2 separate regions of the Homo sapiens genome follow, and region 1 is linked to region 2. A link is a loop called in an ENCODE intact Hi-C map of the cell type or tissue named here. Cell type or tissue: prostate gland. All regions are shown on one strand. Links, peaks and the distances in the headings refer to the core of each region. The heading gives the core; the rest is flanking DNA.

What was found. Hi-C counts contacts between places; a loop is a spot of excess contacts. Peaks named below come from ENCODE experiments on the same cell type or tissue, not always from the same donor. Only the 100,000 strongest peaks of a DNase experiment are listed, where the experiment ranks them.
Region 1: it touches region 2 in a loop (2.1-fold over the local background); 2 of 110 quality-filtered maps call a loop at or near these places.

What each region holds. Positions count from the first base shown.
Region 1 is chr12:108,390,600-108,398,810 of GRCh38, reverse strand. No RefSeq gene overlaps it. Among named protein-coding and RNA genes, the nearest start is that of CMKLR1, 55 kb to the right of the region's middle. RefSeq lists an enhancer at 7,765-8,059. In prostate gland, for the core only: no CTCF peak of the experiment used is centred there; no DNase peak of the experiment used is centred there.
Region 2 is chr12:108,302,181-108,310,391 of GRCh38, reverse strand. The region is part of intron 2 of CMKLR1 (chemerin chemokine-like receptor 1); the gene reads left to right. Among named protein-coding and RNA genes, the nearest start is that of CMKLR1, 33 kb to the left of the region's middle. RefSeq lists enhancers at 4,205-4,726, 6,297-6,818. In prostate gland, for the core only: no CTCF peak of the experiment used is centred there; a DNase peak (open chromatin) is centred at 4,651; H3K27ac peaks cover 1,124 bases.

The DNA of each region.
Region 1 (8,211 bases), core at 1,388-5,387, 89 kb before region 2:
CCCAGATTATGTAGGGTAATCTCCTTTACTTAATGTCAACTGATTATAAACATCAGTGACGTCTACAAAATACCTTCAGAGTGACCAGCCTAGTTTGAGACAACTGCCACCCTGTAACCAAGGAAGGGGAGAGTGTCTAGACTAACAGACTCCTCAAACTACTTGGAATGAGAGAGAGAGTCATTTCTCAAAGCAAAGGCTTACCCAAGGCTCCACTAGGATTTAATTCAGAGCAACAAACAAATAAGAAAGAGTTTACTAATAAATGAAGAAAGAAATTACCTCCAGAGCCTTTTTATTTTGTATGTGAATAAAGATAGAGAAAGGTGAAAAACAAAACAACTACCTTTACAACACGCTCTAAATAAGTGTTTGATTGATTAATGTGGTCTATAGCCTAGCCAAGGTGAGGCATACAACTGATCATCACACACGGCAACGAGAAATCAAACGACAGTGAGGGGTGTGAGAATAGTATTTACTTTTTCTCTGGTTGCTAATGGAGAAAGGCTCAGTTGGTGTGACTACATCTTTAACACTTTTCTAAAGCTCAGCAATGGTCCTTTATAATGAACAGTAACCCAATCACAGTGGCTCACAAGAGCCAGTTGTAGCAACCCAGCTGTTGTTCTTGGTCACTCTGATTCCCGCTCCACTCCCTCTCCCTCTCCCTCATGATGCTCCAGCCTCACTGTCTCCTTCTTTTATATATATATATATATATATATATATTATACTTTAAGTTCTAGGGTACATGTGCACAACGTGCAGGTTTGTTACATATGTATACATGTGCCATGTTGGTGTGCTGCACCCATTAACTCGTCATTTACATTAGGTATATCTCCTAATGCTATCCCTCCCCCCTTCCCCCACCCCACAACAGGACCCCGGTGTGTGATGTTCCCCTTCCTGTGTCCAAGTGTTCTCATTGTTCAATTCCCACCTGTGAGTGAGAACATGCAGTGTTTAGTTTTTTGTCCTTGCGATAGTTTGCTGAGAATGATGGTTTCCAGCTTCATCCATGTCCCTACAAAGGACATGAACTCATCCTTTTTTATGGCTGCATAGTATTCCATGGTGTATATGTGCCACATTTTCTTAATCCAGTCTATTATTGTTGGACATTTGGGTTGGTTCCAAGTCTTTGCCCTTGTGAGTAGTGCCACAATAAACATATGTGTGCATGTGTCTTTATAGCAGCATGATTTATATTCCTTTGGGTATATACCCAATAATGGGATGGCTGGGTCAAATGGTATTTCTAGTTCTAGATCCCTGAGGAATTGCCATACTGTATCCTTCTTATTCCTTACAAATGTCAGATCACTCCTGCCTCCTGGCCTTTGCACTGGCCGTTGCCTCCATCTGGTGTACCCTTCCCCTAGACGACCATTCATCCAATTCCCTCCCTTCCTTCCAGTCTTGTGCCACTGCTACCTTCTCAGTGAACTCCATCAACTAGCCCATTTAAATGTCACAGCTCTGATCCTTTTACCCACTTCTACACTTATCACTTCTTACGTTCTATTTAATTATTCACTACCTTTTTAGAATGTAAGTTCTTCTCCCTTCCCCTTGGGAGACAAGCTGCAAATAGAGTGAAGAGACTGTTTACTTTGACCCCAGGTTGAATCCTGTGTCTTCTACCCACTGGCTGGATGCTGTTGTGCAGATTCTTTGGCCTCTGTGGTCATTGGTCTTCTCATCTGTAAAATGGGCTAAGCATGCCCACCCCATGGATTATAATGAGAATCAAATGGGATGATGCACAGAAAGTCCCCATTTCCACTGTTCACCATTCTAAACATTCTCATTGATTTTTAAAGGAAATGGTCACACACACACACACACACACACCCCCCAAATACTCAAGTGCCGTGCTTTTTCTCCTCCTCCGCTCATCTCCTTCCTCCTTCCCTTCAGGGCCCCCTGTCCTTGTTCCTACCAGACCACGCCCTCCTTGCTGTCAGGAATAGTCCTGCTCAGTCCTTTAGGCTTTCGTATGAATCCTAAGCGTGAATCAGGTAAGCCACTGGGGTCTTCATTCCAGGAGCTTTTTGACCTTAGCAAATTTAAAAATGGCTGAGGTCATGGTCATAGTTCTGGTAAAAACCCAAATAACCCAAATAACTCCTAAGAGGAGAAAAATTATAAAGTCAAAACACTTCCATCCATCCCTAATTTCCCTTCCCAAGGGTGCGTCACTATTAACCATTCAGAGTGGATCCTTCTGTCATTTTCCTGTGCACACACAAACACGTGGATTGGATTTATGCAATGGATTTACATCCTACCTATTGTTTTTATAACTTGCTTTTAAAAAAAATCAACAATGCATTTTGATTTTGGGTGTTTCTTCTAATTCTTTTCAGATCAGCACTAACTTATTCTTTTTTTTTTATTATACTGTAAGTTCTAGGGTACATGTGCACAATGTGCAGGTTTGTTACATATGTATACATGTGCCATGTTGGTGTGCTGCACCTGTTAACTCATCATTTACATTAGGTATATCTCCTAATGCTATCCCTCCCCCCTCCCCCCACCCCACGACAGGCCCTGGTGTGTGATGTTCCCCACCCTGTGTCCAAGTGTTCTCATTGTTCAGTTCCCACCTACGAGTGAGAACATGCGGTGTTTGGTTTTCTGTCTTTGTGATAGTTTGCTCAGAATGATTTCTAGCTTCATCCATGTCCCTACAAAGGACATGAACTCATCCTTTTTTATGGCTGCATAGTATTCCATGGTGTATATGTGCCAAATTTTCTTAATCCAGTCTATCATTGACGGACATTTGGATTGGTTCCAAGTCTTTGCTATTGTGAATAGTGCCACAATGAACATACGTGTGCATGTGTCTTTAGAGCAGCATGATTTATAATCCTTTGGGTATATGCCCAGTAATGGGATGGCTGGGTCAAATGATATTTCTAGTTCTAGATCTTTGAGGAATTGCCACACTGTCTTCCACAATGGTTGAACTAGTTTACAGTCCCACCAACAGTGTGAAAGTGTTCCTATTTCTCCACATCCTCTCCAGCACCTGTTGTTTCCTGACTTTTTAATGATTGCCATTCTAACTGGTATAAGGTGGTATCTCACTGTGGTTTTGATTTGCATTTCTCTGATGGCCAGTGATGATGAGCATTTTTTCATGTGTCTGTTGGCTGCATAAATGTCTTCTTTTGAGAATTGTCTATTCATATACTTTGCCCACTTTTTGATGGGGTTGTTTGAGTTTTTTCTTGTAAATTTGTTTAAGTTCTTTGTAGATTCTGTATATTAGCCCTTTGTCAGATGGGTAGATTGTAAATATTTTCTCCCATTCTGTAGGTTGCCTGTTCACTCTGATGGTAGTTTCTTTTACTGTGCAGAAGCAGCACTACCTTATTCTTTCTATATTAGCATAATCTTTCTTGGGAAAGTGACTTCTCAGCCTCAGTGTTCTCATCTGTACAATTGACATGATGACAGAATCTGCCTGAGAGGGTTGGCAGTGACCCTTTAGTATTGATAATGCAACCCCATTGTATGGGTGGGTCCTAGTTTGTTAACTAGTTCCTGATGGGTGGACTTCTAGGTAATCTCCACTGTTTGCTAGTACAGGTCCACAATCCCTTATCCAACCACCTGGAGCCACCTGTATTTTGGGATTCAGTGTTTATAGATTTTAGGTGGGTTTTAAGGTATATATATCATATACTATGTAATAAAACCAGAGATTGGAGGGGGCTCAGAGCAGCATCCTATAATCAAACACATGGATAAATTCTTCAGTGCAACACATAAATATACCCACTAAGTGGCATAAATAAAGACTATAAATAGCCTCACGTTTCTTCAGGGAGGGTTTCGTGCCAAGTAAGTGTTGGCTCCAAACTTAGGATGGAAACACATTCAATTTTCAGAGCTTCTTGGATTTTTAAATTATAGATAAGTACATGACTACATACTTGGGCAAATATTTCTGTAAGATAAATTTCTAGGAAAAAAATGTTGGGTTGAAAAGTCTGTTCATTTTAAAACTTTTTATAATGGTTTATAAATGTCCACCCTAGATCACCCTGTGAGCAGTGTTTGTTCTAAGCTGGGGCTCCTATGGAAGCGGACATTCTTGCGCTCCTGCATCTAGGGGTGGGTGGAGGTTTGTGGGGGTGGGCCAGGGGGCCTTGAAGTCCTTGGAGAGAGAGATGCATGGAGGCTGCACCGGGCGCCTGCCAAGGGAGTTGGGGCTGTGTGAGCAGGAGGAGAAGCCAGGCTTGGAGAGACTGGAGCTAAAGGAAGTGCAATCTGAGCTCCCCAAGGTCTGCAGAGAAGGCACTTGAAGTCTCCAGGGAAGCTGGCCTCAGAGGCTGGAGCTGCTCGAGGCAGCTGGTGTTGGAATGAGCTCTGGCCCTCTTCCCATCCCAGAGCCATGAGCTCCGGGGCAGGACCTGGGCTGTGTTTCCTTCCAAGTTTCTCCATCTGTTTTCATCAGAAGGAAAATGATTGTGTGTGGAAATGGAAGGCCTGCTGCGGCCACAGCTGTTGGAGCGGGTGGCATGAGGGTGGTGTGAGGCGGGAGTTCTGGGTGAACTTGGCAGGTGCTGGGTACCTCCTTTGTCAGGGGCACAATGTAGGGACATGAAATAACCCCAACATGGTCCACGATCTTCTTCCCACGGTGGGGTTGGTACAGGTGCAGTGCCTGGCACTCAGTAGGTGCTTTCTATAGAATAGATGGAAGGAAGAACAGAAAGGGAAAGAAAGAAGCCATGTGACCTGGGCAGGTCAGAACTAGAACAGTCTTTGATGGTCACCCTATGTCCCCATTTTACAGAAAGGGAAGTGGGAGCACAGAGAGGTCAAGGGGCTTGCCCAAGGTCACCCAGCTAGTGGACCTCCTCAAGTCTCTCTAGCCTCTTCTCTCTGGAGAATCCCGGGGTGGGGGATGCCAGAGGGAGAGCTGCTATCATGGCTCATTTCTGTCTGACTCGGCTGGATGTTGAGGCACCCCATTTCTTTGGCCTCAAGCTCCTCATCTGTCAAATGTATGTTCTGTTTCTGACCTGCTGCCTCTGCTTGGGGGCCAGGTTTGGGGTAAAGGGGTTTAAGAATCAAAGCTGATGACATCCCTCCCCTGCTTAAAATCTTTTTGTGGTTCCACACTGCCCTCAAAATAAAGATGTGTGTCCCGGATGTGACTGTGTGGGCTGGCCCTGACTGTACCCCAACCCCTCCGACTCTGTCCTCTTGCTCTCCCACCTGCTGGTGGTTTCTTCCCTATTCAGGCCCCTTCCCTTCCCAGGGCCTTTGCGCAGCCCTCTCCTTCTGGTTTGACTCCTAGATTGTGGAGCTGGAACACCTGCTTCAAATCCCAGTGCTCCCACTTCCCAGCTGGGCAGCCTTGGAAAAGTTACTTCCCCTCTCTGGGCATCAGCTTCCTCCTCTGCAAAATGGGGCTGACAATAATAAAACCTGCCTCTTAGGGTTGTTGTAATGAACAATTACATGTTAATACACATGTGGGCTAAGAGCTCAGTCAGCGACAGTTCTTAGGACTCTGATACGATTTGGCTCTGTGTTCCCACCCAAATCTCATCTCAAATTGTCATCCCTACATGTCGAGGAAGGGTCCTGGTGGGAGGTGATTGGATCATGGGGGTGGTTCCCCCATGCTGTTCCCATGATAGTGAGGGAGTTCTCACGAGATCTGATGGTTTAAAAGTGTGCGGCTTCCTTTGCCTTCTCCTCCTACTGCCATGTAAGACCTGCTTTGCTTCCCCTTTGCCTTCTGCCGTGATTGTTAAGTTTCCTGAGGCCTCCCCAGCCATGTTGAACTGTTAGTCAATTAAACCTCTTCCTTTATAAATTACCCTGTGTCAGGTATTCTTTATAGCCATGTGAAAACAGACTAATACAGACTCCTTCTTGCAGCCCTGGGTCCTCTCCTTTGCTGCTGTGCCACGATTATTATTTCCTCTGAAGTGTGACCATTTGACTATACCTGTCTCCCTGCCAGACTGTCATCTCTGGGAGGGTAGAGCCAAGTCTGTCTCATCCACAGCTGTCTCCCAGCACCCAACACACCCACTTACACAGTAAGTGGAAGCTCCAGAAATACCTAATGCATCTTGGTGTACCCTGACATGACTCCATTGTTGTGACCATGGAACTCTGACTTCTCCAGGTTACATGTGTCCAGTAAGCCCCAGCTGCACTTCTCCCCCTCCCCCGCCGCTCTCTTTTTAGAAAGACAGTTATCTCTGCAGAGACTGCTCTGTGCCTGCGTCCCGGGACATCTGGCCATGGCCTCAGTCTGCTGGGGTCAGTCCATTTAGTATGGTCACTGCTAGTCTAATTAGATCCATCAAGATGAAAACAGAGAAATGGCGCATCCTGCATGCTCCCAATTAACTCAGGAGTACCTCCAGGCACTGCTATTGACTCTGGGTCCCCTTCATCTGGGTTGGCTGCCTTTGGGAGCTAAGAAATGCAATTATTTCTTGGCCAGTGGTTGGAGGGAGTTGGGTGACCCAGGTCAGCCTGTCCTCTCTGTCTACTCCAGACAGAGCCATAGGGTAGTGATGGGGTACAAGAAAATGGACATATGGTCAGAGTGCCCAATACTGGCCTTCCCATTTCTTGTGCTTTAGTTTATAAAAACAGTGATGGCCATGAGTTTAATTATTTTCCCCCCAACTGGCTGTTGAAGAAGAGATCCTCCAAAACATTCTCAAACCCTGCAAGCCTTTGCCACTTTCAGTTCATCATCTTCTACTCATCATTCTGTTTCCACTATTACCCCCCAGCAACCTGTGCTCTACCCTGCAGCCAGGCTGATCTTCCCAAAGGGCAATCTGTCTCTCTTCTGTTTATAGCCCTCTATGGCTCCCTATTGCCGTGGATAAATCCCAGACCTCTGATAAAGATCTACAAGGCCCTTTGTGATCTGGCCCCTCCTGACCTTTCCAACCTTAGTTCTTGCCCTCTCTCCATCTCTGCCTCAGTGCCTTTCACCTTATGATTTAGGCAAAAGGGATGTCTTTAACTTTCTTGACTAAGCTTTGTCACTATTGGAGCCTCCAGGCTTTTGCACATGCTGTTCCCTTTGCCAGGAACACCATCTCCCTCTTTGCTTGGTTCAAGTCAATTTATTTTTGAGAATCTTTCCCGATGTCCCCATGAAGACCCTCACTGGATCACACATCATTTGTCAAATGCTCTGGCCTTTCTCCTAGATGTTTAACTTTGCAAGGTCAGGAACTGATGCTTATTTACTCATTATATCCTCAGTTCCTGGCACACAGTAGGTGCTCAATAAATGTTTGTAACATAATCTAAAAAATGAGTGTTTCAGAATGTATGATACCAGTGGTTCCTGATAATACTGATGATGATGATGATAATAATAATAACAATAATAAAAGTGGAAAGCTAAGGTGGATGTTACCATTCTCATTTTATAGTTGAGGAAATGGAGGCTCACAAAAATGGAATGCACCAGTGCAAGGACCTTCTAGTTTTGGAAACTCACAGAACCAGCCCCACCTCCTCTCCTCTGTGCATATCAAACTGGGAGGCCATGCAACCTGGTGGTGGAGGTCATCAGCCCCTTCTTGGTGCAGGCACATTGCAGCTTAGGAAGCTTCTCCACTTATAGCTGCCCTTTCCCAACTCATTGTCCCAGTCTGAGCCCCGAGTCTCACGTGGACTATTGTAGCAGCCTCCTACAAAGATTTCTATAATAGGTCTCCCTGCTGGAGTCTGCCCTCTGTGCACTGCGGGGAGTCAGAAACCCCAGCTGCTCTCATGTTCCTAATCTTAACAGCCCTCAATGGCTGCTTTTTGCCAGTGAAATGAAGTCCCAGGCTCCTTCGGGCTGACATCGAACACCCTGCACAATTGGCCCCCAGCCCCCATGAACCTTCCCGACCTCTTGTCCAGCTTCCATTTTTACTCTTGTATTTGCCCCACCCTCCAGCCTAACCAATCCAATCCTTGTTTGTACCATCCCCCACCAACTTCCCAGCCCCATGTTTTTTCTTGTGCTGGTCGTTTTGCCTAGAATGCTTTTCTTTCTTATTTCATTGTGGGAAATGCCTCTTCACTCTTCAGGGCCCAGCCCAGACACCCTCCTCCTCCAGGAAGCCTGCCTTGATTTTCCCCAGCTAGAAGTGATCTTTCAATTCACAGAGCACTTTCTCTGGTCTTTTTGAGCATATGCCT
Region 2 (8,211 bases), core at 2,153-6,152:
CTCTTCCAACGCAGTGCCCACATCAGCCACCCAGGTTAGAAGCTGGAATCTTTTTAGAAGGATGATACCCTCTGCTTAAAACCATCCATGGCTCCCTATTGCCCATAGGATAAAGTTGATGGCTTGCAGGGATCTCACAATCTGAAACCCTCTTCTTTCCTTAGCCACATCTCCTGCCTTCTCCCCTCCCCTAACACACACACACACACACACACACACACACACACAGCCCCTAACCACACTTTTTCAAGCCTCTGTTCCTCTGCAGGTATGTCATTTCCCTCGGCTGCTCCACCTGGCAAAGGCTTCATACCCTCCAAGGCTCAGCTCAAATGCCACCTCCTCCAGGAAGCATCCCCTGATTTCCCCAGCCCTTTCTCTTTACTTTGTGCAGAGCCAGGGCCACACACTCAGTGACCAACAGGGCCAGGCAGGAGACCCAAATGACCCATTTATGAACATTTTTCATGTCCACAAAGACATACGTGCTCTCCTATGAAAGCTGAAAATGAGAATGACTTGGTTCCTCTTTCTCTCACTGGATTGCACTTATTTCTGCCACAGCAGAGACCCTGGACAAACTCAATGGCAAATTGCAACTGGCTTATTACCCCAGGGAACAATAGGGAGGGGTGGGGACTGTGGATAACCCCTGTTCTGTAATGCAAGCCCAGCATGGCCAGTTTGCTGGAAGCCTGGAATTTAGGTGACATCTCAGAATACTGACTGTGCCACGATCTGTTCCTGCAACCACTTTCTCTGCATGAAGGTAGTGACTGGGCCATCTTACTCCCACAGCATTTGGCAAGGAGTGTGACCCTTAGACGTTGCCCACTACTGGCTTTTTTTTTTTTTGGAGATGGAGGTCTCACCCTGTCACCCAGGTTGGAGTGTAGTGGTGCAATCATAGCTCACTGCAGCCCTAAGCTGCTGGGCTCAAGCGATCCTCCTGCCTTTGCATCTGCTGTTCCCACTGCCTACCATGCTCTTCCACAGCACCAGCCCATGTCTCCCTCTCTGTGTATTCAGGTCTCCATTCAAAGGTGGAACAGGGCATAAATGCTGGGGGAGGGGAATTCTATGTTAGGGAGAGCGTTCCAAGAAGCTTCTCTGAGAAGATGACCCTCTTTGTATTTTATTCACAGCACAAATCACTGCCTGCTATTATATTCATTGTATTTTTTCAGCATTTACATAGAGCTTCCGATGAACCAGGCATGCTTCTAAAACATTACCAACATAAACCCATTACCAACATTCAATCCTTGCAACAACTCTGTGAGGGAGGAGCAATGATCACTCCTATTTTCCAGATGAGGGAACTGAGGCACAGAGAAGTGTGATGACTTGCCCATGGTCACACAGCAGAGCTGGGATTCAAACCGAGGCAGTCTGGCTCCAGATGTGTTTGTCTTCCTTATTATGTATTTGTTTACTTGACTGTTTAGCATCTGTCACCCCCGACTACCCCTCGACTCCAAGGGCAGGGATGTGTCTGGTTTGTTCCCTGCTGCAACCCCAGTACTCAGATCCAGGCCTGGCTCATAATAGGTATTTAATGACTATTTCTTGGAAGGATGGAGGAAGGGAAACAGGAGGATTAGAGGACTGGAAGGAAGAATCTTTGGCCTTCAGAGCTGAGCCCAATATCAAGATTGTCTTGTCGGAAGCTTCTCAGCCTCCTGAGGGATTTGAGTCAGCCTGTCTGGAGGGGCCCCTGCCTTGCCCGTCCTCACCCTCTAATAGAACCTCTATTTTCTGACCTCTCCCAAGAAGAGGTGCCAAACCTCATTCCCAGCTCCCTGGACCCATGCTGAGCACACTTCCTACAGTGATGGGAGCCCTGGAGGGGAACAGTCAAGGCGAGGGCAGGAAGTCTCCAGAAGGAGGTGGCCTGCAGGGAACAGGCTGTTGAGCGGCCAGCGAGAGGTCCGGGCGGGGCTACCCTGGACCAGATGTGCTCAGGGGATGAGCAGAAGAGAGAGCTGGGAAGGGGCTTGTGTCCTGAGAAATTCTCCTGGGACCCTAAAACAGTGGACTTCACTGAGGGAGCAGTAGAAACACATTTCAGTTTCACCCTGTGAAAGAAATCCCCTTTCCCTATTAATGCAGTGGCTGTGGTGGTGACAAGCACCTCACCAGCCTTGTTTCATTGAATCCTCACAACTCCTTGAGACAGATGCTACAGATGAGGCTCCTGAGGCTCAGAGAGGTAAGTAACCTCTATGAGGTCACACAGCCAGGAAGTGCTAGAGCTAGAAGTGAAACCTACTTCCAGATGATATGTGACAGGATTCCATGGAAAACCAAGGGAGGAGAAGCTGGAAGCCCAGCCTGGAGCTCCTGATTCTACCCACGTGCTCACTCGGTCACTTCACTGAATCTGAATCTCAGTTTTCTCATCTGTGAAATGAGAATAATGGGCAACTGGCATTGTTTGTGACCTGATGAAGGGCTGGCTGTTTTTCTAGGTGTGCCACAGAGGTTATTCTCCTTCACCATCATGGTATGTTGGGTGGTCCACATGCCCCAGAAGTGGAAAAAGAGACTTGGAGGTGTGGAGAGCAGATCCAGGTCACCCAGCCAGGACCACCTCCTTGTTAGGTGTTAATGCCCTGTCCCGACTGAGGCCAGACAATAGCTTGGTTTCAGCTGAGGGACTTGAATAAAGTGAAACACGCTTTGCAGAGCCTCTTGCAGAGGATGTAGGGATGCTGGGGAGGTGGGAGGCTGAGCTGAAGCTGGGAATGGCAGAAGCCATGGCTTCCTTATCCAGCTCACCAGAGCAACAGAAAGGAAGGAGCGAGGCATGGGACTCAAACACAAGGGCTCCAGAGCGGATGAGTCTGGGTTCTCCACCTCCTTGCCCTTCTCCCCACCCGCTGGCAGATTGGGACCCTGTGGCTGGGTAAGTTTCTTGAGTTGCCACTTTTCAGGTATCTCAGGGTGCCAGAGAAGAGAAGCAAGGGCAGAGGGTGAGCTGTGCTGACCTGGTTGTAAGAGAAGAGTGACTTCTCAGGGGGCGCTTCTGGAGGCATGTGGGGCCTCCGCTGCCTCCCAGAGTCGAGATTCCAAGCCCACACCCAGAACAGCACACCAAGTGCGTGCCACAGGCTGGCTCCCAGCATGGGCAGAAGTCACTCACCCCAGCTGCCTTCTTGACCACATCCTGAGCAAGCTGTAAGCATCCCCAGCACCAGCCACCCTTTGGCTACAATGTGTTCATAGCTTGGGGATTATTTGCAAGAGTGGACCCAAGGCTGACGTCAGGGGATTAACTAAATATGGTGCTGGACCTCCCAGTCCAGTGGGATATGCGCAGGGGAGAAAATTTGTTTACAGGCCAGCTCCAGGGGCTGGGGCGGTGTTTATGGGGAGAGGCACAAGCTGGATGGCTGGGAAGATACTTAGGGCTTGTGTACGGGACCCATTATTGGGGGCTACAGGGGCTTCCTGGCCTGGAAGGACAGATGTCCATCAAATGCTCTTGCTGGGGACCTTCTGTGACTAGGAATGGCTGCTGGGGAGATGGTTACAAGGGCAGCTAGGTGTCCAATAAAGTAATGAGGCTGAGTTTGCAAGGGCGTGTTCTCATGGAACTTGGTTCCGTCTGGGTCTGGGCTCGAGCCTCAGCTCAGTCCTCAGGTAGGCAGGGTCTAGATTGCTCAGGCCATAGTAAGGCATTGGTCTTGATTCTAAGAACAAGGAGGTGCTAAGAGGTTTTCAGCAAGGAGTGACATGATGTGGTTTGCTTCTTGAAAAGATTTGTCTACTAGGAATAAAATGGTCTGTGTACTAGGTAGATAGGTTTCTAACCAGTTAGGAGCCCCTGGTAGCCACATAGGTAAGCAGAGGTGATGCTCACAGCTGTGAGTTGTTGGGAGGACAAAATGGGAAGAACTTGTTGATAGATGTGTGGGTAGGGAGGGAGGGGAAAGTGTGGAGAGTCTGGTTTCTGAGTCAGAGTGTTGGCAGGAGATGGACAACCCACTCAAATGAGGTGATTAACGAGAACTTAGTCAGGGGAGGACTGACAAAAGGGTAGACAGTACAAGGGATCCCTACCACGCTCCGGGTCCAGTGAAGGCGAGAACTCACTGTTCCTAGACTGAGGGGCTAGAGCAGGAAGTAGTTAAGGCACCCAAGGAGTGTGGCTGTGGCCAACCCGCACACCTCTGACAAGGAGGGAGCTGGAGGGTTTGTACCCAACCGCACGCTCCACGCCTGCAGTTGTGGATCAAACCAGAGGTCAGAGGGCAAACAGCCTATTGAGATTTTCAAGCAGGTCAGCCTGTAGGGCACAGAACAGACAGGGATCTGGAGACAGAGATCCCCGGAGAGGAAGGAAACGCTTTTAAGGCTCAAGGAGTAGTGTTCTAATGGGAGGATGCCAGGCAGTGGCGTGAATATTTTGGGTGGGGGGGTCTCCCTGAGTCGGTGAGCTCATCAGCTGCTTTTCCTGGCCTCTAAGCAGGTGGGCTGTCTGGGTTCAGGGGCATAAGCTCCTTGTTTTTGCCCATTCTTATGGAGTCCTAAGCTCCGTCGTGGCCCCTTCCAAACCCGAAAGAAAATGGGACAGTCTGTTAGGCAGCCCGTGCCGCTCTGCTCTGCTGCAGTGACTCAGTGCGAGCTCCCACATGTGGGCGTGGGACCAGGGAGGAAATTCTCTCCTGACACGGAGCTAATTCTGTCCTGGGGCTGGCAGCCAGGCCTGTGGCTGGAACATCTGCAGACACTGTGTGGTTTCCAGGTTCCCGAGTCTGTCAGAGCCTGGGGATACAGGGATCTGGAGGTGTCTCTGGAGCCATCCTTGGGAGATGAGAGGCCCCTTCTCTCTGCCCTGGAGGGTAGGAGATCTGGTGAATGGACTGGCCCAGAAGGCAGCAGGCAAAGACATCAGCACCTACAGTCGTCCAGGCCAGGGGGAGGCTGGTATGCTGCTCAGGAGAGACATTTTTGAGGGCAAGAGTGGTGACTGGCCCGCCTCATTACATTTCAGCTGCTGGTTGAGGCTGTGATCTTGTGCTTTGGGGTCAAAAAGTCCTTGGTTCAAATCCCGAGCTGATGCTTAAAGGCTGTGTGAATCTGGACTAGTCACTTCACCTCTCTGAGTCCCTATTTGCAAATCTATGGAACGGTCTATGTGGATCACACTGAGGCAGAAGTTATGGAAGTCCCAGGCACAGTTCTAGGCTCTGGGGATACACCATAAACAAGAGAGACCAAGTCCCTCTTTTCTATGATTTAGAGAGGGTCATGCACTCTCTGGGCCTTAGTTTCCCCTGCTACAAGAGATGGTCCTCCGAGGGGCCTCCCAGCTCCTTTTGGAGGCTGACAGAATTGGAGGAGAGGTGTCTGAGCCATCTGGCTGGACTGTCAGGGTGGGTCATGTGGGGAGAAGATGGGGACAGGAGCCAGGCCAAACATGGTCATTTGCAGAGCGAGGAATGTTTCCAGTTTCCCTGATGGGCTCTTACGCCCACAGGCCCTGATAAAGCCCCTGCATTTGGCCTGTGGCCTGCTTTCAGGAAGAGGTTAGTGGTAGCCTGCGATGAAAGAGACAGCAGATTGACAGAGTGGCTGCTGGAAGCTTGGGCTGGCTAGGCGCACAGGTGAGGAATGTTGCAGGTGAGGGGCAGCCGAGCCTGTCAGAGGGGGAGGGCTGACCCGTGACCGGTGTGCAGGAGGTGGAGAAAACATGGGAAGAGAGAGGAGGAGGTGGAGACTGAGAAGACAGGGAGACTGCAGAGAGATGGAAGAGACGGAGAGGGCCAGGAACAAAGAGAGGCAAACACAGAGACTGGGGGAGAGAGAGAGGCAGAAAGAACAAGTCAGATATGAGACAGAGGAGAGTAAGAACAGGACAGAGGTGGAAGCAGGGAAAGAGACAAAGGACAGAGAGACCAGGGCAGAAAAGGAGCCAGTGCTTTGCGATGTAAAGAACCCATTGGGCAAAGGGGTTTAATCAAGGAAGCAGAAGGTAAATATCTGCTGCCCAGATGGTCCCCGGCCCTGCTGTACACTGAGCCCATAGGACACACACCGGCAGGGGAACAGCCAGAGGAGGTGAGGCCCTGGATCCATATGAACTTGGGTTTTGAATCCCAGTCCTGGTAATGGCAAGGAGAACTCACTGTCTCTAGGCTGAGGGGCAAGAGGGAGCAGTGGTTCTTGGTGCCTGGAGAGTATAGCTGTGGCCAAGTCGACCCATGGAGACCCTACAGGGAAGGAGCTGGAGGGTAAACACCCAACCTTGCTGTCCTCCAGCCCTGCAATCCCTGCTTAACACTGTCATCGATCAACCAACCAGGCAGGTGTGAGGCAAGCTACTTGCTCCCCTGCCTCAGCTTCAGACATCCCCGTTGGTAAAGTGGGACTGATACCAGTGACCTTGCAGGGTTAGGGGGAGGCTGCAGAGAGAAAAGGTGTGCTCTCACCCACGGTGTGCTGCATCCCAGCAGCCACACCAGCTCTGGGGCGCAGAAGGCTCCACATGTCCTTGGAGGATGGATGAATAAATGAATGATCCCCGCCTCCAAAGGCTTCTCCTGTAACCGAGATTGGAGGCATTTCACATTCAGGCTATTAACCAGAGGCAGAGGGACCTGGGGGAGAAAATTGCAGGGGACCCGGAGCCCTGCCTTGCTCCGTCTGTAAAATGCACACCCTGAATCTTGCCAGATTGATTTTCTGGGGGCCCTTGGGAGGTTCCACTGGGGCAAAAGCCAGAGTTTTGTGGAATGTTCCAAGGAGGCGAAGCAGTGGACAGAGAGTGAGCTTGTCAATTCAGCAGGGTTTGGGCTTGAAGCCTGTCTCTGAGCATTCCTTCAGAATGGCTAATTGGACCTACCTTACTTACCTGAGCTCTCTGTGTGACCTTGGGCACGTTAGTTACCTTCTCTGTGCCTGTTTTCTCATTAGTAGCAGTGCTTACAACAGTGGCTGGACTGTAGTGAGGACTGTACGTGTATTTGTTTAATAAAACTTAAGCCAATAATGTCCATTGGAGGCTTTTGTTCTGCATGGCAGGAGAAGCCAGATGTGACCTTGAGGCCCTGTCCCTTTCCCAGCAAGGGTCCGGCAGCGGGGGTGTGGGCAGGACACAACTGTCTGCCTGGTGACCATCCCACCCCCAGCAGGGGCTGGGCTCGACGAGGAAGGACTAGGGCCCAGGACTCTTTGCACAGCCTCTCCTGGCTGGGCTGACGTTGTTACTTCCTTTGGCCGGTCCAAGTTCATTCCCGCCTAACGGGGAAAACGGGTGGAGCTCTGAGGGCTGCATGTTTGGCCCCCTGCCTGGCCACTGTGGCTCGGTCAGGGATTCAGTAACCAAGACTCTGAGCTGGGCACCACCCAAGCATGAGCCCCAGGCAGGGATCGGAGTGTTTGTTTGTTTGTTTTGGGGTTTCCTGGACCTCAGGAGAGGAGGGAGGGTTGACATAATTATACCCCTCCATCCCTCCACTTCTCCATCAGGGGCCCCCAGAAGTCCCTGCGCTTGTATTTTCTTTCTTCACTGTGCTCATTTCCCAGTAGCCCTATTTCCCAGTCCCGTGACCCCTCCCACCCTCTCTCCCATGGAGCCATTCTAATGTGTTCAATGTGCGTCTGGCTATTTGGCTGGATTCTTGCAAAACGTGTGTTGCCGCTTTGCAGACATGTTCTCAATGTACCACAGCACTATTAGGGTCCTGATAGCCAGCACCTGTGTGGCTCTTTGTTGAACTGACCTGAGGCTGGGAGTGGCTGGGAATGCACACTCCAGGACAGGGCGGAGGCATGCAAATACTCCTGGAATGTGACCTGCACTGTTCCCAGGGTCCTTGATGGGTGTGAGCCAAGGCCACCCTCTGTAGGACGCTGTGGGATGCTGCACCCCTGCCTGGCCTCCTCCCACTTCCTCACTCCCTCACCAGTTTTTCCTGAAATGCTTCCTTAATAAATCACTTTTGCCAGAATCGTCAGTTGAGGATTTGCTTCTGGGGAAAGAAGACATATCCAAAAACGATGCACATGGACACCTCCCTGTGTGTTTCCTTGCAGGGAGGTGGGGCACTGCCTGGATATTCACTCAGGAGCCATCACAGAGGGTTCGCAGATACCTGCAGCATGGCATGAGGTGCCTGTGCTCCCACCCGGCCAACCTGGGAAGCGTCCAGCTTTCTAGTTCTTGCCACAGTCTAGAAGGTGTAGAATGTCATCTGGTTGTGG